Linked DNA regions of Mus musculus: regions 2, 3 and 4 are each linked to region 1. The links are chromatin loops, found by intact Hi-C in ENCODE. Cell type or tissue: heart. All regions are shown on one strand. Links, peaks and the distances in the headings refer to the core of each region. The heading gives the core; the rest is flanking DNA. Region 1 has its middle 14 kb from the start of Gm31657. Region 2 has its middle 64 kb from the start of Gm31542. Region 3 overlaps Macroh2a1 (macroH2A.1 histone). Region 4 overlaps Macroh2a1 (macroH2A.1 histone).

What was found. A loop is a pair of places that touch in the nucleus more often than their neighbours do. Peaks named below come from ENCODE experiments on the same cell type or tissue, not always from the same donor. Only the 100,000 strongest peaks of a DNase experiment are listed, where the experiment ranks them.
Region 2: it touches region 1 in a loop (5-fold over the local background); 3 of 42 quality-filtered maps call a loop at or near these places.
Region 3: it touches region 1 in a loop (2.8-fold over the local background); 8 of 42 quality-filtered maps call a loop at or near these places.
Region 4: it touches region 1 in a loop (3-fold over the local background); 4 of 42 quality-filtered maps call a loop at or near these places.

The regions. Positions count from the first base shown.
Region 1 is chr13:56,149,829-56,155,562 of GRCm38, reverse strand. No RefSeq gene overlaps it. Among named protein-coding and RNA genes, the nearest start is that of Gm31657, 14 kb to the left of the region's middle. In heart, for the core only: a CTCF peak has its summit at 3,501 (motif pointing right); DNase peaks (open chromatin) are centred at 3,552 and 3,972; H3K4me3 peaks cover 442 bases; H3K27ac peaks cover 1,352 bases.
Region 2 is chr13:55,970,811-55,976,544 of GRCm38, reverse strand. No RefSeq gene overlaps it. Among named protein-coding and RNA genes, the nearest start is that of Gm31542, 64 kb to the right of the region's middle. In heart, for the core only: a CTCF peak has its summit at 2,221; no DNase peak of the experiment used is centred there; H3K27ac peaks cover 267 bases.
Region 3 is chr13:56,087,649-56,093,382 of GRCm38, reverse strand. It overlaps Macroh2a1 (macroH2A.1 histone), which reads left to right. Exons shown (of 9, transcript NM_001159513.1): 6 at 3,526-3,625. Among named protein-coding and RNA genes, the nearest start is that of Gm31485, 31 kb to the left of the region's middle. In heart, for the core only: a CTCF peak has its summit at 2,588 (motif pointing left); a DNase peak (open chromatin) is centred at 612; H3K27ac peaks cover 1,235 bases.
Region 4 is chr13:56,070,116-56,075,849 of GRCm38, reverse strand. It overlaps Macroh2a1 (macroH2A.1 histone), which reads left to right. Exons shown (of 9, transcript NM_001159513.1): 9 at 1,458-2,228. The coding sequence ends at 1,623. Among named protein-coding and RNA genes, the nearest start is that of Gm31485, 48 kb to the left of the region's middle. In heart, for the core only: a CTCF peak has its summit at 3,397; no DNase peak of the experiment used is centred there.

The DNA.
Region 1 (5,734 bases), core at 477-5,476:
TTTAATCAGCCTGGCCAAGAAGTCGCTGCGCAGTTGCTCATCTGAGAAAGATGTAGAGGCATCGAGACCTGATCCTGGAGTTCTCACAGAGGCTGCCCTCTGCCAACTGCCAAATGCAGCCAGAGAAACCCTCCTGGCTCTGGCCTAATTGCTGATCTTTGGCTACATTGGGGCAAGTAGTCCAGCAGAGCTCTGTGGGTAAGAACCTTCTCCATGGGACCTGTAAGAGCCATGGTGGAGAGATCAAATAACCCTCTTGCTTTCAGCCCTACAGCAGGCCTGGTCTCCGTCAAGCAGGACATGCCAAGCCAGGCAGGACATAACTTCCCTGCAGACAGCAGGGCAATGAGCAAGCCATAAAAAAGCCTAATCTCTTAAAGCAACATGAACTGTTGGCAAGAGCATAAGGAGAAAACAGCGCTAGCCAAGGGCTAATTTTCTTCTCGTGGTAGATACCTCCTAACTGCCTGCAGAAACAAATGAACGTGGGGGAAAGTCCTGTTAACACGAGTGGGTAGCAAGGCACACAAATAGCCTTATTGTAACTGTTAGTGACAGTTACTGACTGAGTGCTTTTCTGCAAAGGGTATTTTTATTCTGTAGCTTGACAAATCTTTGTGCTCCCCAAATACTAGTAGTATTATCATCCCTTGTCATTTGTATCAAATACAAAAACCCAGAAGCCATTTGAGTATGTCCTACAAAAGATTTTCCTATAGGGAAATCAAAGACTAGTAAGTTGTGGTAAGGACTGGAGAAGAATATGCAGAATGTTATGATGTCACAATCCTTATATTCAAGAACATGTGAGTTATAGATCTCAACTGAGGACAGCAAGCAGCTGCTATAGCTGGCACCAGGACTACAGCCACAATCAGCTCTGTCACTCTTGAAGCTGGTAGCCATCTTGGTTTGGCTTCATTGAAGCCAAACTCTCTAGAAGAAAGACTTACTGTATCCGGCCTGCCTTCCAAAAATCACACAAGAAAGGTCATTAAGAGGAATTTACTGCCGGGCAGTGGTGGCGCATGCCTTTAATCCCAGCACTTGGGAGGCAGAGGCAGGCGAATTTCTGAGTTCGAGGCCAGCCTGGTCTACAGAGTGAGTTCCGGGACAGCCAGGGCTATACAGAGAAACCCTGGCCTCACTCGCCATCCTCTTCAGCTTTGAGTACAATGCTCACCCTGCCCTCAGCAGACAGGTTTCTTCTTGCAGTGGATAGGGATTAACACAGACCACAGCTGGACGATGTGCTGAGCATAAGGGACTTTGGAATGCTCAGACCGAAGTGGGATGTCTTCCTCAAAGCCTTCCTCAGGGCTCATGGATCTCTGCAGCAGAGGGGACAGAAAGATTGTAAAAGCCAGAGGGGATAGGTGACTCCAGAGAAACAGTGTCTTTCAGATGCAGCAGGACTGATGCACATATAAACCCACGGGGACCATGGCAGCACACAAGACCTGAACACACTCAAGCCAAACAGGGTTCCAGCATGGAGAGCGGGGAAGGAACAAGGAGCCCCAACCCTTACCAGGAAGCTTTCTACAACCGATACCCGTTGGCAAAGGAAAAATCTGGGGTTTTGGTTGGTTGGTTGGTTGGTTGGTTTGGTTTTGGTTTGGCCCCCAATGGAGTCTCAGTCTGTCAGCCACACTTCAGGGTAGGCCCTCTGCCCACCCATAGTTAGCCAACACAAAAAAATGAACTCCAGGACTCGTGTGTGTGTGTGTGTGTGTGTGTGTGTGTGTGTGTGTGTGTTATGTGTGCTGTCTGTTTCTTTTTGTCTTTTTGTTTCTGTTTGTTTTGGTTATGTTTGTTTGGTTTTTTTGAAAGGGGAAATCATAAAGCCGAGGGTATAGGGAGGTGGAAAGGGTCTGGGAGGAGTCCGGGTGGGGAAAACATGATAAAAATTTGAGAGAGAGAGAGAGAGAGAGACCCACAGCACAAATGATCAACAGTTCTGTGGCTGTCACACACACAAACACATATACCACCACTACCACAACAACAAACACCACCACCACCAGAACTCCTCCACAGCACCCGTGGCAGCTTGTGAACCTGAATAATGCTCTATTTCTTGAGCTAAGCAGTGTTGACCAGACTGACACTGTGAAAGTTCTCAGAGCGCAGGCTCGACATTTCTACATTTTTATATTATCTCAGGTTTTAATTTAAGTTTACTTAGAAGCCATGTTGTCTGCTAGGACCAGGAAATTAACCACAGTTGTGTTTGAAAACCCTCTTCCTTTTCGATGAAGAAGCTGAAAACCAGTCACGCCCAGTACAGCTACCAACTCGGCCTAAGTAAACACGGTGAGAGGCCTTGGCAGAAACTTACATTCATTGCCTTTCTCTCTCTCTCTCTCTCTCTCTCTCTCTCTCTCTCTCTCTCTCCCTCCCTCCCTCCCTCCCTCCCTCCCCCCTCTCCCTCCCTCCCCCCTCTCCCTCCAGCTCCCTCTGTCCCTCCCTGGAAGTGGGGGGGGGAGAGATCTAAGAGAGAGATCTGGCTATATAGTTTATCTCTTCTTCCAGAGAGATCAGTTAAACTACATTTCCCAGCCTCCCTTGTGGGCAGGTGCAGCCATACAGTGAATCCTCGCCAATAGAATGCTCAAAGAGGTCACCAGTGGTGAGTGTGAATTCCAAGTCTGGCTCATACCACTGTCTTGCACAGCCCCAGTTACCTTCTCTAACATCCTGGGAAAGCTCTTTTATGTGCTAGAGAAGCACAAAGCCATAGACTGAAAAGAACCTGGGCTCAAAGCAACCATCTGGAGGAGAGCCATTTGGGGGTGTTACCTGACCAGAAACAAAGAGACAAATGGACCAGCAAGGAGTAAGGTGTGAGGTGCACAGCAACAAAGCCTACCCCATCACACATAAGCTCTTCCACTATGAGGCACACACATCCTATGCGCTAACCCACTTGCACTGTCTATTTAGAGACAGACCCCACAAAATTTTAAGTCTCCCAGAAAACATAGTGACCTCTCAACCTGCAACCTATTGACTTAAAAAAAAGATTTATCTTTATTTCTTATGTGTATGAAGGTCTTTCATGCATATGCACCATATGTGTGCCTGGTGTCCCCCAAGGCCAGAGGACAGCTTTATATACCCTGGAACTGGGGTTTTAGAAGGTGGTGAGCTGTCAGGTGGGCAATGGGAACCAAACTCAGGTCTCCTTCAAAGGCAGCAAGTGCTCTTAACCACTGAGTCATCTCTCTGCCCCAGACTTTTAAAGCAAAACAAAAACCAACCAACCAAAAACCAAAACAAAACAAAACAAAAACCAAAAACAAAGAATTCACAAAAGAACTGGTCACTGTCTAGCTCTCAGGTGACCAAAGCTGTGAATCCAGAGGGAGAAATTCATTGTTATATTAAGAGCTGAATATCCTGTCTTATGTCTTTGCATCTCTTAAAAATTCTGTCTTCCCATTGCAGACAGAGAGCTCACTTAGACCAGCGGCATTCTGGAGCCGCTTAATAAAGGGCTTGACCGTTCTTAACCACCAGGGGGCGATACCACGTAACTGAAGTAGACAGTAACTGCAGAAAGGGTGGGACCCCTCTGGCAGGTATTCCAGTGCGGTGGCCAGAGAGTTCTTGGATAAATGGGGAGGGGACAGCTAAGAAGGCTTCTTTGACACCTGGCTCCCACTTACACACACACACACACACACACCCCCACACCCCCCCCCCACACACACACACACACGCACGCGCGCGCGCACCATCGTTGTTCCAAGGGCTACCCTACCTGTATGTTTTTCTGCACGTATAAAAACTCAGTAGCTGGAAGATTTAGCTGCAGGGGTTATGTAATAACTATGCTACCTGCTACCAAAACTTCTAAACACGTAGCTGTTGGAAAATGAAAACACGGGGTCAGGGTGGGGGAAGAGAGCACACATGTCGTGCAGAGCCACGGACCTGCAAGAAAACAGTTTCTTCCACATCACTCTGTGGTTTCCTAGTAAAACCGAAGGCTGCGAGTTCTGCTTCCTGGAATGGGAGCTTGCTTCCCCTCACCCCCATAACGAGCCCTTGCTAAAAATACCTACAAAAAGCTCAGCCTGTTTAACAGCACCAAAGAGCAACTGAAGATTTGTAGAGCAAGATGAAAGAGAGATGGGAACTCCCGAGTTCAGTGTATAGCCCAGCGGCTTAGCAGAACTTTTGATGAGCACCCCAGCCAAAAGAGTATTCAATACGCAGCTTGGGTTTTCAATTGGGGTCTCATATCCACAGCTCCAGAAAGAGAGGATTTTAGGTCAGGTTTCCTAAAGATAGACCAAGACAGACACTTACAAGCAGACCTGAATCAGGAGATATGACCTCAAGGAAGCTACAAGGAGAAAAGAGACAAGGAAGAGAAGTGGGAGCATACATGAGAGAGGGGCTGAGACTGAACAGTCTTTTTCAGGCCTGGAGGCTGGGGATAATTACCAGTAATTCCCTTTGGAGAACGTTGACTCTACAGAGTTAACTCTTGACTTTCCATGTTGTCCCAGAATCTTTTTAGGAGCATAGAAAATTAGGGGTGGGGATGGGGGAGATGCAATCTAAAAGTCTAAACAAAGGAGATGTAAAAATTCTAATATTAGATAAATAGATTTTAAGATACATTTTAAAGAAGAAAAGTGACCATTTCGTAATGGTGTAGAACAATTCATTTCCTAATAAATTCACAGTCCTAGCCTGTCCATAGCTCACAATATAGGTTTAATGTGTTCATATGCAAATCATGTTATATGTGTATGTAAGCACATGCAGACACATACATAAATGTATCTAATGCATCAAAAGATGCAGTCACAACAGACAGAATTAAGACAGATGGACCAATCAAGACTTGGAATACAAGACTTCCACACATCTCACTCCAGACCTGACAAGAAATCAGCCAGGACATTGAAAATCTGAAAACTATAACGAATAGACCTGGCTTAATTGATATATAAAACATGTCCCTAGTGATAATAAAATTCAAATTATTGCCAAGTGGATATGAACATTTTAACAGAGGAGAGCCATATGCTGAGCCCAAAAGAACTTCAACAGTTTTCTGTGCTTATGATCACCTGTTATTAGTGTGTGTTAGAAGTAAGCCAGAAAAAAGCACCAAAATTCTGATGTGCCAAACGTCAAATATGTGCTTTACAAATAATAACCTAGAGTTGGAGGCTGGGGAGCTGTTAAAAACACTTGCTGTTCTTGCAGAGAACCCACATGACTGCTCACAACCAACTCTAGCTCAGGCCAGCCTGGGCTGCAGAACCACTATCTCCAGAAAGAAAAAGAAAAAAAAAATTAAAAGAGGCACTAGATAAAAACAGGAAAGCATATAATCTCAGTCATTTAATTTGGGTGACTGAAAAATTCAACTGAAAGGAATTAATTCTTGGTAAAGTAAGTATCGAGACTGACTAAGAATAGATAATTTTAATAAGATAACTTAAATAAACTAAGACTAGATCATTTAAATAATACTTTACTCAAGAAATGGATCTTGTAATTCAAAATCTTTCCACCAAGGAAAACTCCAGACAGCTCCGTTAATTTCTGTCAAGTTTATATATCAAGAATGAATCTAGTACAACTGATATAATATCAAATCTTCCCGGGAATTTAAAAAGGAAGGAGAATCGTCATTCAGATTACATTTTCAGCAAGTTATTTTGAGTGTGTCAACAAGCTGATTCTAAAATTTACATGGAGAAGCAAA
Region 2 (5,734 bases), core at 345-5,344, 180 kb after region 1:
CAACTGGGGACGCTCTGCAAATATGGCCAGTTTCTAGCCTGTCACCTACTGAAGGCTGCCTTTCAATCCAAAGTCAGAGGAAGAGAGTCAGATGCCAGGCTCCAACCATTCCCAAGAGTGGAAAAGTTCACCCCACAAGAATCTCCCTGGACTTTCAAAACCCCGTAGTGAATCAGCCTCTTGGGGAAGACTGCTCCAAAGTCCAGCCCCGGCATGTCCTTCCTATCTGGCAGCCCTGTTGCATCTGGAGAGCTGGGCCTGAGCATGTCTGTGGGGCAGGACCCAGGGGCCGTTCCAGGAAGATGGTTTGCTTCTTGCTGAATGTCCGGCTTTAATAGACTCAGGGAGAAGGTTGTGGTATAAAAGAGGGGAAGATCATGCTGTCTGCTCTTAGAGGGACCAGTGCTGCCTCCTGCATCTCATTACGATGCACCTTTCCTCACCAAATGACGGCCAGAGTGCACAGGCAGTGTTTCCTACCATAGGGTAAACCCTCCCTCCCCGGCACATTCCCAGCATCCCCGTGGGCAGCAGTAGTCATGTGTTTGCAGAGAAATTGAGGCTCAGAAAGGGCAAGTTCCTTGTCCGTGGTCACACAGCAAGATGGCAGCAAGGCTGGAACCCTAACCTACAACATGCCTAAGCCAGTCCTTGCTGCCTTTCCCACCCAGCTGTCTTCCTACCAGTGCAGACTGCCAAAACCTAGGGCTAGACAGATAGAATACACACACACACACACTCACACCTGATCGCAGCTTTTCTGTATTTGTGTCAGTGTGTCTGTGTCAGTGTGTCTGGCCTTCTTCAATCCCTGTCACCCTCATCAGGTTTCCATGACCGAGCCATGAAGGACACATTGAACAGTCAAAGAAATTATAGCATGTCCACCACTGGTGACACCCCAGCCTCAAGAGAACAAGTTGTCTTGTGCCAGCATTGGTAGACCCACAGGGCATCCACGAGTGGAGACTATAGGTAGGCCAGCAGGTAGTATGGCCCAGAGAGGTTAAAAAGCCAGGAATGTGAAGACCTGTTCTCTACCACTAATCCCAGCCCTGCCCTCTGGTCTGCCCTCCAGGGGGGCCTGCAGGAGTGAGAGTCCCATGGTTGGTGATCCTGCCTCCTAGCCACAAGTGCCAGCAAGGCATAGGCAGGAGACCGAGACTGGAGTAGTCACCCATCCCAACCATAGAGTCTGGAATGGGCTTACCACCTCACTGTGCCCACAGGGCCCAATTCGCTCCTGCAGCCAACCTGCAGCTTGCCATGCTTGCTAGATGGCCCTGCCGATGGCGTCCCATGCTTTCTACACTCAAGCCTCTACTTATCCTGGGGGAGGTGCCCTCTGTCTCTAAGATCAAACCTGAGGAGAGGGTGACCAGGGTAGGAGTGAGGCCGAGAGGGGAGCCTAGGTATCTGCTAGTCACTGTGGTCCGACAGGGATTCCGTGCTGCTTACTCTCATTGTGCAAGATTTCAAACACAGAGAGGCAAGCATATCAAGGTCCCAGGTACCCACTGCCCAGCTTCAGCTCAGAGCACAGCCCCTGATCCCCTGATTTCCACCCCAAGATCATTTTACAACACCTTGAGATGATGATGGTGGTGGTGGTGGTGGTGATGGTGTGTGTGTGTGTGTGTGTGTGTGTGTGTGTGTGTGTGCTCACACCTATACAACAGTAATGAAGATGTCAATAATTTGAGAGAGGGCATGGGAAGAGTTAAGAAGGAGAAATGTCGGTGAGGTACAGTACTCACATATGTGGGTTGTTGTTATTTTTTTTTAAATAAAATGTTTATGTTAAAAAAATCTTTACTTACACCTCTGACTTTAAAACATTCTTTTAATATAAAAGTATTTATAAGAAATGGAGTGATAAGAGCCTATGGACATTACCAGTGGGGACAGCATCACCAAGAAGTAATAAATGTGCAGCGGCCATGAGGAAGGCCACCTCCTGCCATCTGTGACATCCTTGTTGGTACCCAGAACCAAAGTTCCTCACCCACATAGGGAGAGCAGAAGGGGGCTCTACCCGAGAAATTTTTTTACACTTAAAAAATTACCAAATACTTAACAGAATGCCAACAACGGAGCCTTCAAACCACGCTGCAAAGGCCACATCCACACAGCCAGGCTTTGGGGGCTGTAGGAGCAGAAAGGCCTCCCCTCCTGGAGAGGTCAGCTTCTCACCATCAAAGAGAAGTTCTCCAAATGCCCCACCAGGGGGCCTGCGGGCCACTGAGCATAATGCATGAGAGTATGATCCCCACACCCTGGCCTCATCGGCACTGAATATATTATTCCAAGCAATTTTCAAAGCATTTGCTGAAATGACAAACTTTTTTTTGAAAGCCAGTGTTTGCACTGTTTAAACAGCAATAAGTCTGGAAGGTCATGGTGGCCTCTTAAATCCAAACCTCTCCTCGCATCTTAGTAAAACAAAACCGAGACCAACAAGGCACACAACCGCACGTGACTCATGCCTTCAGGGTTGGTAGGATTCATATATGACTATAAATTTCAAATTACATGTAAGATTTAAGTACCGAGTGCCCGCACAACTACATTCCTGGGATCGCAGAGGGCAGTAGCAGGGATTCCCAAGGAAGTTCCTGGAAAGCCAGGCTTGGTGGCACATGCCTGTAACCCTGGCACTGGGGTCTGGAGTTCAAGGACCCTCTGGGCTACATAGCAAGACCTTGTCTCAAAAAAACAAACGCTTGTCTGTGGGACTAAGGGTGGGAGCAACAAAAACAATCAGAATCATTCAGAGAGAGGAAATCCAATACTGAATAAAATCACGAACCTAAGTCTCAGCTTACTGTTTCGGTTTTGTTATTTGAACAACGGCAGGGCTGGGCTTGGCGACAGGAGTATAGCAGAGTTTCCCCCAATTAATTTAAACATTAATACATCAAGAAGCCTGTGATTGGACAGGGAAAAGGGAGGCAGGGCTAAGAGTTAGAGAGAGGGAGGGACAGGAGAGAGGAGAGAAAAGGGGAGGAAAATGGAGGAAGAGAAAGACAGGAAGGAGGAGAGGAAGAGGAAGGAAAGTGGAAGAAGAAAAAGACGATCCAAATTCCGTGGGGCTTTAAATAGCCACGGGTAGCTATGAATACCTTATAAGGGATGGATAATCATAGGACAATTTGTCCTATCTAGGTGGGCAGTTTACATCAATATCAATTGGCTCTGAGTTCTGTCTTCAGACACACCAGAAGAGGGCATCAGATCTCATTACGGATGGTTGTGAGCCATCATATGGTTGCTGGGATTTGACCTTCAGAAGAGCAGTTGGTACACTTAACCGCTGAGCCATCTCTCCAGCCCCCAGTGTGGGCGTTTTGTAGGGTGAGAATTTACTGATATAAATCTGACTTATAAATTATAAGCCTCTAGAGTTTTGATTTTACTGGGAACTGGGATTTGGGACCACTGACCACAGGGTGTGGATGGCTGGGAATGTGACCTGGGAATCTGCATCATGAGAACCTCGGGAGATGGGCGGTCTCTGCTTGGGGCTAGCCATGGAGGCAGTGGGGTTGCCAGGGACTGAGAGTAGCCCAAGAGTAGCCAGTGATAGCGCGGGATGGTGCATTTTTTATTATTTCCCACCACATGGGAGAGCATCATTGCTTTAGAGAGAAGAAAATTAATTGAGAAAAGCTACGTCCCCTCAGCTTAGGGATGTAGCCATAAAGGGTAGGGGGCACACTGAGTCCCTGCCCCACTCTACTGCCACTGAACAAATTGCACTTCAATACACTAACGAAAGGGGGCAGTCTTGAAACACCCTGCAAAACACGTAGGAGTGGTGGGGGTGGGGTCGGGGGTGGGAGGTGGAGGGAAATCTCAAGACTAGCTCTGTCGGAAGCTGCTGCAATAAGAAGTAGAGAAAAAACACAAGGGTAACATTTTGCCTGGTGAAAACTCTGCACCCAGAAGTCAAGTCAAGATGAAGTAAGATATAACATAATATCCCAAATGGAGTTAAATATTATAAAGCACAGATTTGAAGTTTATCAAAAGCAACAAAATCTACTCCTTGGCCTTTCAGCTAAGATTCAGGGCATTTCATGCTCTCAGTAGGTACTTCCTGCCCTCAATAGGTACTTCCTGCTCTCCATAAGTACTTCCTGCCCTCAGTAGGTACTTCCTGCTCTCCATAAGTACTTCCTGCTCTCAGTAGGTACTTCCTGCTCTGTGCAGTTACTCTCCAGCTCTGGAGCAGGGCTTGCTGGCTCCACCCACTCCATACCACCTCATAGTTCATAAGGGTACACTCCTCGGGGGAAATTACCAAACAATGCCTCCCCCCACCCAGCCCTCACCTAGCCCAATCAACAACTAGAATCATATATTTAAAAGTAAGAATGAAAGGGATTTTGATAAGGAAGAAATGGGACTGGGGTTGATATATTTTGGGGAAAATATTGAATAAAATGATCAAAACTTCCCTGGAAATAAAGCACAAACTACAGGATGTTCAAACCAGATGGGCTCCGATTAAATTGTACTACAGAACATTTTTGAGAGATAGTCAGAGAGAATCATAAAGTGACAGGAAACAGGCTGCTGAAACACAGGACAGGCAAAGAAGGCATAAGTTAAGAATAAGTGGAGAACACCAAGAAAAAAAAATAGATCTAGGAATACTATTCCCTTACATAAAAGAGATGCAAATCAATGCACAGAAAAAGCCCACTGTGTGCCTTAGGAAACTGATTAGCAATGTACACATCTGAAATATACTCTAGTATGCACCACAACATATAGAAAGAATGTTCAAATTCTTATTCGGGTAAGAAACTCAGGCTGTGGAGAGGCGGCTCAGCAGTTGAGAGAACTGGCTGCTCTTCCAGAGACTTGGGTTATATTCCCAGCTTACAACCCTCTCAAACTCCAGCCCCAGGGGATCTGATACCCTCTGCGCTTCTGCAGGTGTCAGGCACACACTTGGCACACACACATACATGCAGGGAAAACACTCATACACGTAAAATAGTTTCAAAGGGAAACTAGGCACATAGGATTTCCTAAGGACGACACAAACAAGTGGGCCAAGCAGAAGTGTCAACATGTGTCCTGAATGCGCAGAGGAGATGGCACATGTGTCCCGAAGGTACAGGGGAGATGGCACATGCACTCCGACTCTCACACCTATCTGCCCCTATCTGCCCCTATCTGCCCCTATCTGCCCCTATCTGCCCCATCTGCCCCTATCCGCCCCTATCTGCCAAGGTGAGGGTGAGGACAGCTCACGTGACAGACATGTGACTGATTACATGGGGATGGTGTCGAAAAATTCCATCAACATGATACATTCTGAGAATATAAAAGTGTAACCTTAAAAACAGTAGCAAAATGTAGAGGAAGCAATAAAACATGGTTTTTATTACTCGTTCTTATTGAGGGTACAGGGAAGAGCCAAAAGATACCACACCAAACTGTCAGCGCGTTCTGTAAAGGTTTAGTAAGAAAAGGGTTTCCTTATGCTGATGTTACTATTAAAAAGTACGGAAAGCTGGAAGGGTGGTTCAGTGGTTAAGAACACTTGCTGGTCTTGCAGGGGCTGTGGCTTCAGTTCCCAGCGCCCACATGGTGGCTCCTGTCTATCTGTAACTCGAGGTTCGAGAAGTCTGATGCCCCCTTCTGGCCTCTGTGGGCAATGCATGCATGCAATACATAAAAATAAATATAATCTCCTTTTAAAAAGAAAATTAATATAATG
Region 3 (5,734 bases), core at 269-5,268, 62 kb after region 1:
ATGCAGTCATACTATGTGGCGCCATCCTGGCCTCGGGCGGCTTCTGGTTAGCCTTGTCTTTCTAAGGCACTGTTTGCCCAGAAGCTTACCATATGATGGCCAAAGGCTCTGGGAAAAATTACACTAGGAACATGTGGCATAGGCACAGCCTAGCACAGATGTGAAGACAGGAGTGGCCTGCTGTGGCTCCTGGGAAAGATGGACCTCATGAGGTGTCTAGGAAGAGCTCTGCTGAAGGCAACTCCCTTCCCCATTCCCTTTAGCAGGGAAGTGGACTTTGAGGCCAGGAAAATAATCCACTTGATGTAGGTAACACAGGAAAGTGAGACCAGCACAGGCATCCCTCTTCGTTGTCATGAATGGCACCAGAGTTTGACAGTTAGGCCCAATATGCCATTAAGAAAATCTTCAATACTCACTCACATGTCTTAAAATTTAATTTCTAGCCCGATTTTAAAGGGGATTGTACTATTTCCTTTAGCCAACAGTGTCAGGTCAAGGTAGTAGAACCAGGCCACTTTCCTCTTGCCATAGTTCCAGACACTCTCCCCCTCCCCCACCCCAGTAAGGCTGGACCCGCGTCACGCTGCTGGAATGCTAGCTTGGCCAAGACCCAGTTACTGAACCTGGCATCTGTCTCCTTTAGTCCCACTCTAAGAGAGAGAAGATGTTCCCTGCAGCTCAAGAGTTGCATCTAATGGTGTTTGATGTTCATTGCTAAATAGGACGTGACCAACCTAGGTGGCCTGAGTATATAGCAGGTGTCAGAGACAGGCCACCACAGGGGTGAGATCAGGGTGATAGGTTGCTGGCAGGGGAAGGACCTTGCAGTTTTCTGGGATAAGTCCCTTTCTTCCAGCTGTCGCCAAAGGGACACACTCTTGCTCTCTTATTGGCAATGCCCCAGTGGTGTGTTCCTGCAGCAGCCAACAGGACTCACAGCTGCACTAAAGTTCCCATGCTGTGGTATAAAACTGAAGGTTTTAATCTTCCCACAAGATGACAAAGATGTAATCACTTTACTCAAACATTGAAACCACTAAAGATCTTTCTCCTTCCCAGAAAATCAGACTATTGGGAATTTTCACAATTTCTGGCCGTCTGATTTGTGATTCACGTCCCTTTCCTCTGCCATACACTGTGTGTGGTTGAATGCTCTTTGGCTAAGAGGTGACCGACACCAACCGACTTCTGTTTTGGCCCAGAACCTCGCGGTTCACTTGTGGATTACTAGATTGGTCCTTTCGAAGGCTGTGCCCATGTAGCCCGTGTGCCCTGTAGTCAGGGGTTTTCTTCTCTTGCCCATGGTCTTTTTCTACCTCACTACTGACCTTTGCCATTGGTTCAGCGTGCCCTAGCCAAGTTAGCTATCCATTCTTCTTTACAAAGACTGGCCCAGTCCTCTCCCCACTAGTCGCTGTCACACACTCTGTAGACCAGAGGATTCTCAATCTTTTCATACTTGTGTATATTCTATAAGAGCAGCACAGACTTATAGCCAACCCAGTGCCATGTTCTCAACATTGGTGTACAAGCATGATGGACAATCCAATATTAGCCTCATGCTTACATGGTGGTGAGAGAGACTGACAGCCCTCCATTGGCTGAACTAGTACCAGTGCTAAGCAGCAGGCCTCCTGAGATGCTGTGGTCCTTGCATCTAAGAATGCTCGCCACTGGTGGCCAGAAGGAATGACGGGAAGGCCAGGAAGGACTAAGAGTTCTCCAAGTAGCCGAGCTCTGTCTGCAGCTGCTTCCTGCCTCTGTCCAGCAAAGGCAGGGCATTCCAGTTTCCCTAGAGCCCACTCCCCTGGACCGAGGTGTCGCAGGCCACCGAGGGTCGGAGGATGCCTCCTGGCTGGTGGAATCAGCTGGAGAATACATTTCCCAGACGTGCCCGTACAGTGAGAAAGAGTTTGAAGGGTTGACCCTGCATGACTTTTCAGCATCTCATCCTGTAGACACTTAGATGAGTGCTCGCCCATGTTGCACCACCAGAGGCTCTCTTTTCCACTTCCTCCTCTGCCTCCCTCCCTCCCTCCCTCACCAACCTCTTGCCTTTTCACAGAGTGTGAGTTTCTTGTTTGTTTTTCTGGTCCTTGGGAGCCCACCCTGCCCTCACCTCCTCCCAGCAGGAAGGCACAGCCAGGGCCTGTGCTCTCCAGTGCCCCTGCCTCTTGGGTCAGGAGCCCCTGATGGGGAGGCAGCTAGATGCAGAAGCCTGTTAGGCTTGTGAGAGACCCCTAATCACCACCGGGCGCTAAGAGGAGGAAGCCCATGCGCAGAATTCTGGCCTTTATTCTGTCTTTGAATCTTTCATTGGCCAAATGACCACATTCATTTCTACCATTGCTTTCTCCCAAGGAAGGACTCTTAGTCTAAAGTACCTTTAGACTCTGAAGATCTAGCAGCTTTTTAGGACCAGAAGTTTGGGGGTGCATTTCCCTTGCATATAATTTACCAGTTTTTTTCTTTATCCCAAAATGGCTCCAGAAGTTCAGCCCCTTGGGGCTTAGTTGCCAGGAGCTGTCCTGTATTCCACCACTCTACCCCAGGCCAGAACAAGGACTCAGCCGTGCTGCCCCCTGCAGGCTCAGGCCTAGGTCTGTGGGCTGCTTAGGGCACTATTGATGTCACTGAAGAAGGAGCACCTTGACCAGACAGAGATTGTGAAGGTGCAAGTCTAGCCACACCTGAACCAAAAGAAAAGGAGGGAGTGCGGCAGGGCCAGGGCAGCAGAAGCCAGCACCTGCTGCTCCTCATTAGTAACCAAGGCTTGCCAGGGCAACAGAGCAACAGGTGGAGAAAGGCTAGTGACCCTTCAGAAAGACCCAGTTGATTGGGCAGACACAACTCAAGGTATTTGCAAGCCAGCCATCTACAGGCTATAGGCTACATCACTACAGGCTACTGAGGGAGTCTTCCTGCTTGGGTGTCTTCCCGGGTATCACCAGAACTCCAGCATCATGCGAGTAGCAGGCGTATAAAGTCAAGTGTTCCAGGAACAGGTAGTTCTCACTCTTTGTTACTCCTGACCAAGATGGTAACAGGGAGGGTCACCAGTGAGAATAGTCTCCAAGAGCTACACACTCGCAGAACAATGGCACCTTGCAGGTGTCCACATAGCCAGCTAGCATTTCTCCTCTATTGCCCTAGGGCCCCCCTCACCCGCACCCCTGAGCATCTTGCTTCTGGGTCCTGTCACTATGAAGTTCCTCTAAAGGAGAACCACCATCTTTCTATTCCAGGCCAGGGTGGCTTGTGCCCTTTCACCCTAAGCAGCATCTGCGGGTTCCGAGCGCCCACCTAGCTCGCTTCCCCTCAGCGCCCCATGGCACGGGAGTCTTCTGTTTGAAGTAGACCCACACTAGCCGGCGGCTCCCGGTTTCTCTCTTCCTTCTCTCCTCTGTGCCCTGTGCACTGCGAGTGCCCGCCGCCTCGCCCTTGCCCACACCCCGCCCACGCCCTGCCCTCTGCACCTTGCCGGCTCTCCTGTTATTTCCCACCTCATGCTTCTCTTTTCAGCTGAACCTTATTCACAGTGAAATCAGTAATTTAGCCGGCTTTGAGGTGGAGGCCATAATCAATCCTACCAATGCTGACATTGACCTTAAAGATGACCTAGGTAATTGGGGATGGGGTTTGGCACCACCAGCTGTCAGATGAGAATTTGTGGAACCCAGAATTTAGGCTCTCTGTCTGCCTAGACTCAGGCGTGGTCAAGGCAGACCTCCAGTCCTCGGTTGACATTTGATTGTAGACCCTGAGCATTGACTCACTCTAGACCACTCCAAATGGAGACGGTCGCTTACATCTCATCAATGTGATTGACCCCTTCCCCTGCATTGCAGACACGTCACCATCTAAATTCTCTTCCATAATGATCAGACTGACTGCTGGTTTCTTGGGGGGGGGGATTTTAAAATGTGTATGTGTGGTTTTTTTTTTTTCTTTTCCTTTTCCTTTATTTCTTTTTAAGCTGAAAAAGTCAGGTAACAACAAAACAACAGTTTCTCCATTCACCCTTTGGTTAGAACGGCACTCCATGTGTATGGAGGGAGGCGAGCTAGGTTTCAGAGCACGGAGCTGGACATCATTGATCATGGACCAGCTCCTGTCCATCAGCCTTCCCTAACCATGTGGTGGGACACAGCCTTGCCAGAGCACACAGGCTTGCCGTATGCCTCTGGGGGCAGGGTCTTAAACCCAGACCACGGTATATTCTGCATGCCTTCTGCCCTGGACTGCAGCCGCTCTTGTCCTAACTACGACGGGGCTCCCCTCCAGGAGCCCACTCCCACCCACACAGACAGGCCACAGCAGCGTGCCAGAAACAGACCGGAGCTCAGAAGTACCCGGTTGGGATTTGTTTCCCGCCTGCTTTAACCAGTGGCCGTCCGTAAAGCAAAAGGGCAGAGGCTATAAATGGCAGCAGCTCTGTCCAAAGTGTAGAAAAGAGAAAAGCCTGGAGAAACCCTTCCACCCACTCGCAGAACTGATACGCCCTATGCTGGTTCCTCGGCTGTCATTTGAAGGGAAACAAAAAGCAATAGAAACCAAAGCCTCCACGTTGGCTGCTGCAGACGAATGGAGAAACTCATTGTTGCGGTTGGCCTGACAGTCCACGTTCTTTTCAAAGCAGATGCCATGTTTTTGTAGCCTCCCCATGCGTGGGGTGCCAGTGTTGTTCAGGCTTCTGCAGGGTGAAGCGGGGGCATTCGTTGTTTTATTTCTTTTAATCTTCGGAAATGATCTCATATGTGTGTTTCTCTTTTTCTGTTTTCTTTTCTTTCTTTCTTTCTTTTTTTTTTTTTTGGACTTGTCCTTCCAATGTTTAATTTAAACATGTCACATTTGATATTCCTCCTCCCGTCCTCACCCCCACCCACACGTGCGCACACTGCGTGGACTGATTGCCCCCTGGGCTCATATGTTGGAATCGACCAGGTAGGCCAGCCCTGCCACTGGGGCCTTAGTAAATGTGCCTGTGTGTGGGTCTCGGTCCAACACAGTTGATGTACATCTGTTTACCTGTTATAGTTGCAAGTTGTTCAGGCTGACATTGCCTCGATCGACAGTGATGCTGTCGTTCACCCGACAAACACTGACTTCTACACCGGTGGTGAAGTAGGTAATGCGAGCTGGGTGCTGCCGAGTGTGTGTGTGCATGCTCAGCCGGCCGCGCAGACAGCTTGATCCTCTGACAGCTACGCAGGCTGCATTCATGTCACGCTTCCAGCCGTCCTGACCTTCCCAGGACCTTCATCCCTGGGTTGTGAACTGGAGAGGTACAGCTGGCCGTCAGCCCTGTGCTTCCCGCAGCGGCCCCCTCGGGCACTTCTGGTTTGGAAACTGGCTCAGCAGCCACACATTTCTTTCTCTGCCTGGTGAGGTGAGGTGAGGTGCGGCTTTGTTGCAGACTGGGTTCCCCGAGGTGTCAGTTACAGGCTCTGTGCCCACCCAGCTTTCCCCATGTCAGGGGCGTGTCCACAGACACACGTTAAGGGGTACCCTTTCTAAATGTGTCCCCACGTGTGAGGTTTCAGTCAGATTGAAGGTGTTTATTTTATAAACAGCACTTGAGGAACACTGTCCTAGACACAGGAAGCACTTGGGTCTCCCCTGGCAGCTGGTGCCCGCTTTGAGTCCAATGTGCTCAGCTGCTGCGTGCCACTGAGGTATGCAGAGGCAGGATGCTGAGTCCTGGAGTTGCAGATCTGCTGTGTGGGTTTGG
Region 4 (5,734 bases), core at 423-5,422, 80 kb after region 1:
CTCTGAGCAACAGATTGAGCATACCTCCTCCAGCAGTTCCCACCCAGCCTACTGTGCCAGCTGCCTGGTGTCCCGCGGTACCCTGACTTCTGTCATCATGTCCCTGATGTCCTCCAGCTTAGATGTCACCAGTCCCATTCTGGGAAGTCAACCAGACTGTCTGGAACTCCAAGCAGAGCTGTGTGTAGAGGGGTCCTGAGCCTGTATCACACCCCCACGGTGGCCCTCTAAGAATGCTCAGTGTTCCCGAAGCACGTAGGACTGCCCTGGTCCCGGGTCTCCCAGGTGAAAGCAGGGTCACGTGAGCTTTTCTTCTGTGGCCATGTGACGCCTTGAGCACCGGCAGCTGTGGAGAACGTGGCTCCCCGGGTGGGTCCGTGTCACGGGCACAGTGCAGAAAACCGGGGGTGCTGTGACCACATTGTCATCCCATAGAAGACCAGCCAGAATGGCAGGCAGGCGAAGGACCTCAGACTGCAGTGAGTGAGCAGAGGCATAGCTCTGAAAGGTGCTCCGAGCATAGCTTCCTTCCTGTAAGTGCGCGTGCAGCATTGAACCAGGAGCTGGCTCGGGCACACACGGACCCATCCGTGCTGAGCTCCCTCCCAGGTCATGAGTTCACATTCTGGGCCCCTTGTGACATTGATTGTCACACATCAGTGGCAGGATACTGACTCGGAGACTTCAGTGATAACCCGAAGTCAAGGTTATCCATACATGCCCCAGAACTCTGCTCTGCACCACAGCGGCTTCCCTGCCCTTTGCTGTGACACCAGCTGATGCAGTTTAGAGACGGGTCTCTGGACCCATGTTCACAGATGGCCTGGGTACTGCCTGTCCCCCATCTTGGTTCTGTCTGGATGATCTACAGTGGCCGTACTTTTGGTTTAGAATGAGTTGAGTTTGTTAGGCATGCAGTAAGCAGATAAGAGCACAGCAAGCGGCAGAGAGACCAGGTTGTGTTACGCTGACAACATCCAGCAGAAACAAACTCTAGAAGCCTAATGGAGAGAGAGAGCATGCATGAGCAAATGCAAACGGACTCGTAGAACTCAAAGCAGTCAGCAGTGACCTGCTGAGGGAGCCCACCAAGCAGTGCGGCTGTAGCACCGAGTTCTGAGCATCGCCCAGGCATGAGCTTGGCTTCTCGTCCTCACAGCAGACATTTTTATACTGCAGAATAGCAGGAACCTTGCTGGCTGGCTGCTCCTTCCCCTCGTGTCAGAGCCAGTCTGCCTCAGGACAAGGAGGCGAGGAGACCTGGGATAAGGAAGGTCACATTGTAGAGTTCAGTTCCCAAGTGCCAACAGCACACGGCAGTTCTCTAATACAACTTAACCCCGCGCGGACTTTCTTCATGCCCATGTGAGCCCAGTGTGAGGACCCCGCAGGGGAGGCCTGAGGTGGGCTCTCACCATAGACGCCCCGAGTGCTGACCACTATGCTCTCTCCTACAGGAACGGGTTCCCGAAGCAGACAGCGGCCCAGCTCATTCTGAAGGCCATCTCCAGCTACTTTGTCTCCACGATGTCCTCCTCCATCAAAACTGTGTACTTCATGCTTTTTGACAGTGAGAGCATAGGTATCTATGTGCAGGAAATGGCCAAGCTGGACGCCAACTAGGCCAGTGATCCCTAGAGCCAGCACATGCGGTGTCCCCCACCTCCAACTGGAAAGAAAGAAAAAAAAAAGAGAGAAAAAAAAATCCCCTCGCCTGGGACTCCTGTCCTCCTCAGTCCCGCTCACCTAGGGAAAATAAGGTTTTGGTTTCCGGTTTGATTGGTTTTTTTTTTTTTGGCCTTCTACAATGTTTTCTGTTAGCACTGATAGCCGGCATCGTCCTTGTTAAGCACTGCTTTCCAGACCGTGTCTGACTTAGTCAACCTAGAGGATTTTATAGTTTCACTCTAATGAAGTCCTGATTAACACAGAGCAGCGGAGCAGCGGTCCCTCCCCTGAGTGGCAGCAGCAGGAAGCCCCGTTTGTAATGTGCGTTGCGCTGCTTTACCGTACACCCAGTGGCATTCTTTTTACTATAACGGTTTTCCCCCCTCTCAGAAGAGAAATCTTAAAATTTGCAACAGACCTCCTAACTTTTGTTTACTTTTTTTGTCTTAACGATAGATTTGAAAATGAAAAATGTTAAAAAGACAACTGGATCTGTTGTCCGTATTATATTTGCAATCTGAAATTTGTGTGAATTGATTTAGTAAAATGTTAAACTGTTACGACTGGCCGTGTTTTGTGTTACTGTGTCCTAGGACACAGGTACAGGCAGCTTACACCCAGGAAGCTCCCGGATAGACCCTGTACCTCGGCAATTTGGTCAGACATCTGCTGGCCCTAGGGGTGTGTAGGAAATTCATGTTGGAAGCTTCAGTTCTCCCGAGTGTGGTTGGGGTGTCAGTTCCATCTCACAGAGCAGGTACCCAAAGCCACACTGAGTCTGATGCAGAGATCAAGGTCTTGGGCTCTGGGCCAGATCCCTCCTGGCCCCATCTGTCTCTAACTTGTGACTGGTTCTACAGATAAAACTCAGGCCATGAACCCTCTGCTTGTCTGCATTTGCTAGCCCCCCCCCCCCTACAGTAAGGTCCCTAGCAAGAGGGTCCCCAAAGATACTCTGTCACTGCCGAGGTCAAGGGCACTCGTGATAATCATCTAGATTTGCCTGAAAGCACAGAAGCCTTCTCGTATGTCCTTGGCAGGTGTCTGTCTAGAAGGGTAGGTAGAACCAGGGAGGAGGACGAAGCGCACTCCAGAGCATGGACCTATGTACAGCATCTCTTCTATGCCAGCTCTGGTGGTACATGCCTTTAATCGAAACTTGGAGGCAAGGGCTGGTGGAGCCCTGTGATATAAAAGCCAGCCAGGGCCACACAAACCGTGTCTCAAAAAACAAACAGATTTCCTTTCCACAGGAAGTCTGACGAAGTCCGGCCAGGTCAGGACTCAGTCTTAGCAGTAGCCACAACCACCTCCAACTCAGACCTGAGTGACACTTTCCTAGCTTCTGGCTCCAGAACCCTTTCTTAACCAGAGCAGCGCTAGGTTTAAATTGCCTCCTAGGGGCTTCATTTGGCATTGATTCCTCCAAGAGGGCGCACCTTAAAACAGGGCTCAGACTTTCCTAAGGAGTGTACCCAATACCCTAGAGCACGGCTCTCACATGTAGCATTCCCCCCCCCCCCCCAACACACACACACACACAAGGGCAGAGTAGACACTACTGTTTGCTGGTGGTTTGGACATGTGCTGTGTGCCAGGCACAGTAGTGAGTACTTCATAGGCAACGATGCACGTGCTTCCTTTCCATCACATAAAAAAGCAGGGCCCATTGTTAGCTGTGAGCCAGCTGTCTAGTGACAAGATGCTGCCACCTGTGGACAGACCCTGTCACTGATCACTCTGACAGCCCACCTGGCCTTGGTGGCAGTTCTAACTCGGAGAATGAGACATCCCAAGGCACCTATTAAGTGTGTAGGAGGAGTCCAGGTTTAAATGACTTGTGTTCCTCCACCTTTGAAACAATTCCAGTCAAGCAACTGGTAGAGTTTTTGAAGACCCTCCACTAGATGTCGCCCAAAGGATTGGGAAGGGACTGGGGAAAAAGGGGCAGCCAGTTTCTGCTCTTTCTTGGCAACAGCACAAAAGAATTTGTTGCAATTCTTGCGGTTTCCAAAAATCACCTAAATGGTTCTAAACGTTGACCATCCAGTGCACGGTGGTTGCTAGGATTGCACCTGCAGGGAACCTCTCAAAGCATGCGTATGTCTCCACTCGGAAGACCACGCTTGAGTTAGTAAAACGTCCACACCAAGTGCTGTGAGGGGACACATGCCAGTGTCCTCCCGCAGCCACAAGCTGCTGGGTTAGTGACAGCAAATACCACAGAACAGAGTCCCCATCTCTATCCAGAATCCAAGGCCGCATACCCTTGGATTCTACAGTGGCCCCAGACACTTAGGAAACACTTTCTCGTTTGTTTGTTTGTTTGTTTGGTATGAGCGTGGTATACGTGCACATGTGTGCCCTGATCTATGGAACGACAGCCTCTAGCCCTGGAGCTAGGCCGGCTGCCAACAAGCCAGCATGATCTGTCTGCCCTGCCACAGGGCTAATGGCATAGCCTCATGAAGCCACACCTGCCCTTTTTTTTTTCTTTTTCTTTTTTTTTTTTTCCATTTAATTTTTTTTTGTGGATGCTAAGAGTTTGAACTCGAGTCCTGACATTTCCGCAGCAAGTGCCAAGCCATCTCCTCTCCTCCCCTGACCTGTTTCTGAAGAGCAACCCGTGCTCTGAGCAGCAGGGCTCCACCCTGAGTAAGTCCATGGTTTTCTTAATAGCTTCTTCCATGAGCCTTCAAATGGCCTTTGGGATGTCACAGAGACCACAGCTCCAACTGGGACTGAGTTAGCAACAGCAGCTGCAAGTATCCCCCTCACACACACACACACCCACATCCTTCCCCCTGCTTCTCATGGCAAGCCTAGGAGGATGGTAACGGTCTTTACATGTAGGGAAACAGTTGACGCACACTCCTACAAGACCACATGGCTCTAAGGGGAGCTAGGATTCGAACCCAGCTCCACATGACTGTACAACCAGAGCTTTCCCAGGATGTACTTCCCTTTGGTATCAGTCCAGTATTTTGCACCGCCCTTGTCTGTCCACTGGCAGGGCCTGGGTGATCAGCCTGGGGACCATAAACAACTCAGTGTATGAAAGAATCAAAATGTATATACTGAAGGAACTGGAGAGGTGTTCATTGACTAAGAGAGATTCTTCCAGAAGACCCAGGTTTCATTCCCAGTACCCAATATGGTAGCTTAACTGTCCGTAACTCCAGTTCCAGGGGATCCAACACCCTCCTGGCCTCTCTGGGTACCACACACACACACATGATGCAGACACAAATGCAGGCAGGCAACAACACACCCACATGTTAGAAATGTGTGTCTGGGCAAGCTTGACATGAATTTTACAAATGTTTCCCGTGACAGAGGCCTCTGATGGTTGGCTTGTCACATAGACAGGCCAGGCAGTGCCTCTGTCCAGCAATGGCTTGCAGAAGTGAGTTTGCTTCCTGGTGTGGGAGGCTCTAGAGGGCTTCTTAGAACATGTAACCTAGCGCTAGACTTGGTAGGGAAGGTCGGGATCTTCTTAGACAAGGTGGGTGACAAATGGAGCATGGACAGAGAGCCCCCTCGACTCCAGGCTGGGGGCACCCTGGGCCCTTCTGCTGATGACCCAGGCCTCGCCCCTACCCCCACTCATGACGGCCACCCCTTCCCGCCTTCTGCACCCCACCCCCAGCATTTGACAAACTTATTTTCCATTCAGGGTCAGGTGCATATTGCAGCCAGCCCTGACAGACAGATTAGCTTATATGCTAAAGCGGGTGTGTGTGTGTGTTTGTGTTTGTGTGTGTGTGTGTAGAATTCCATGAGCAACAATCTCCCACTTCACCCAAAGCTGACAGCGCTGGCTCCCAGGGCTTCTAGGCTGTCTGCTCAGCCTTCCTCAAAAGGTGAGGCCCCAGCAAGCTTGTCCATTTCTTGTTTGTCATTTGGGCTGCTTGGTGATCACCCTGTGGTCCTGAGGGCAAAGCCTGGCCTGTAGTCTCATTAGCAACCATGATGTTTAATTTTCCCCAAGGCACCAATGTCGAACTTTATCTTAGAAGCTGGCTTTGGGGCCTCCTTGCAGGGATGAGGGGGAGGCTGGAGGGGG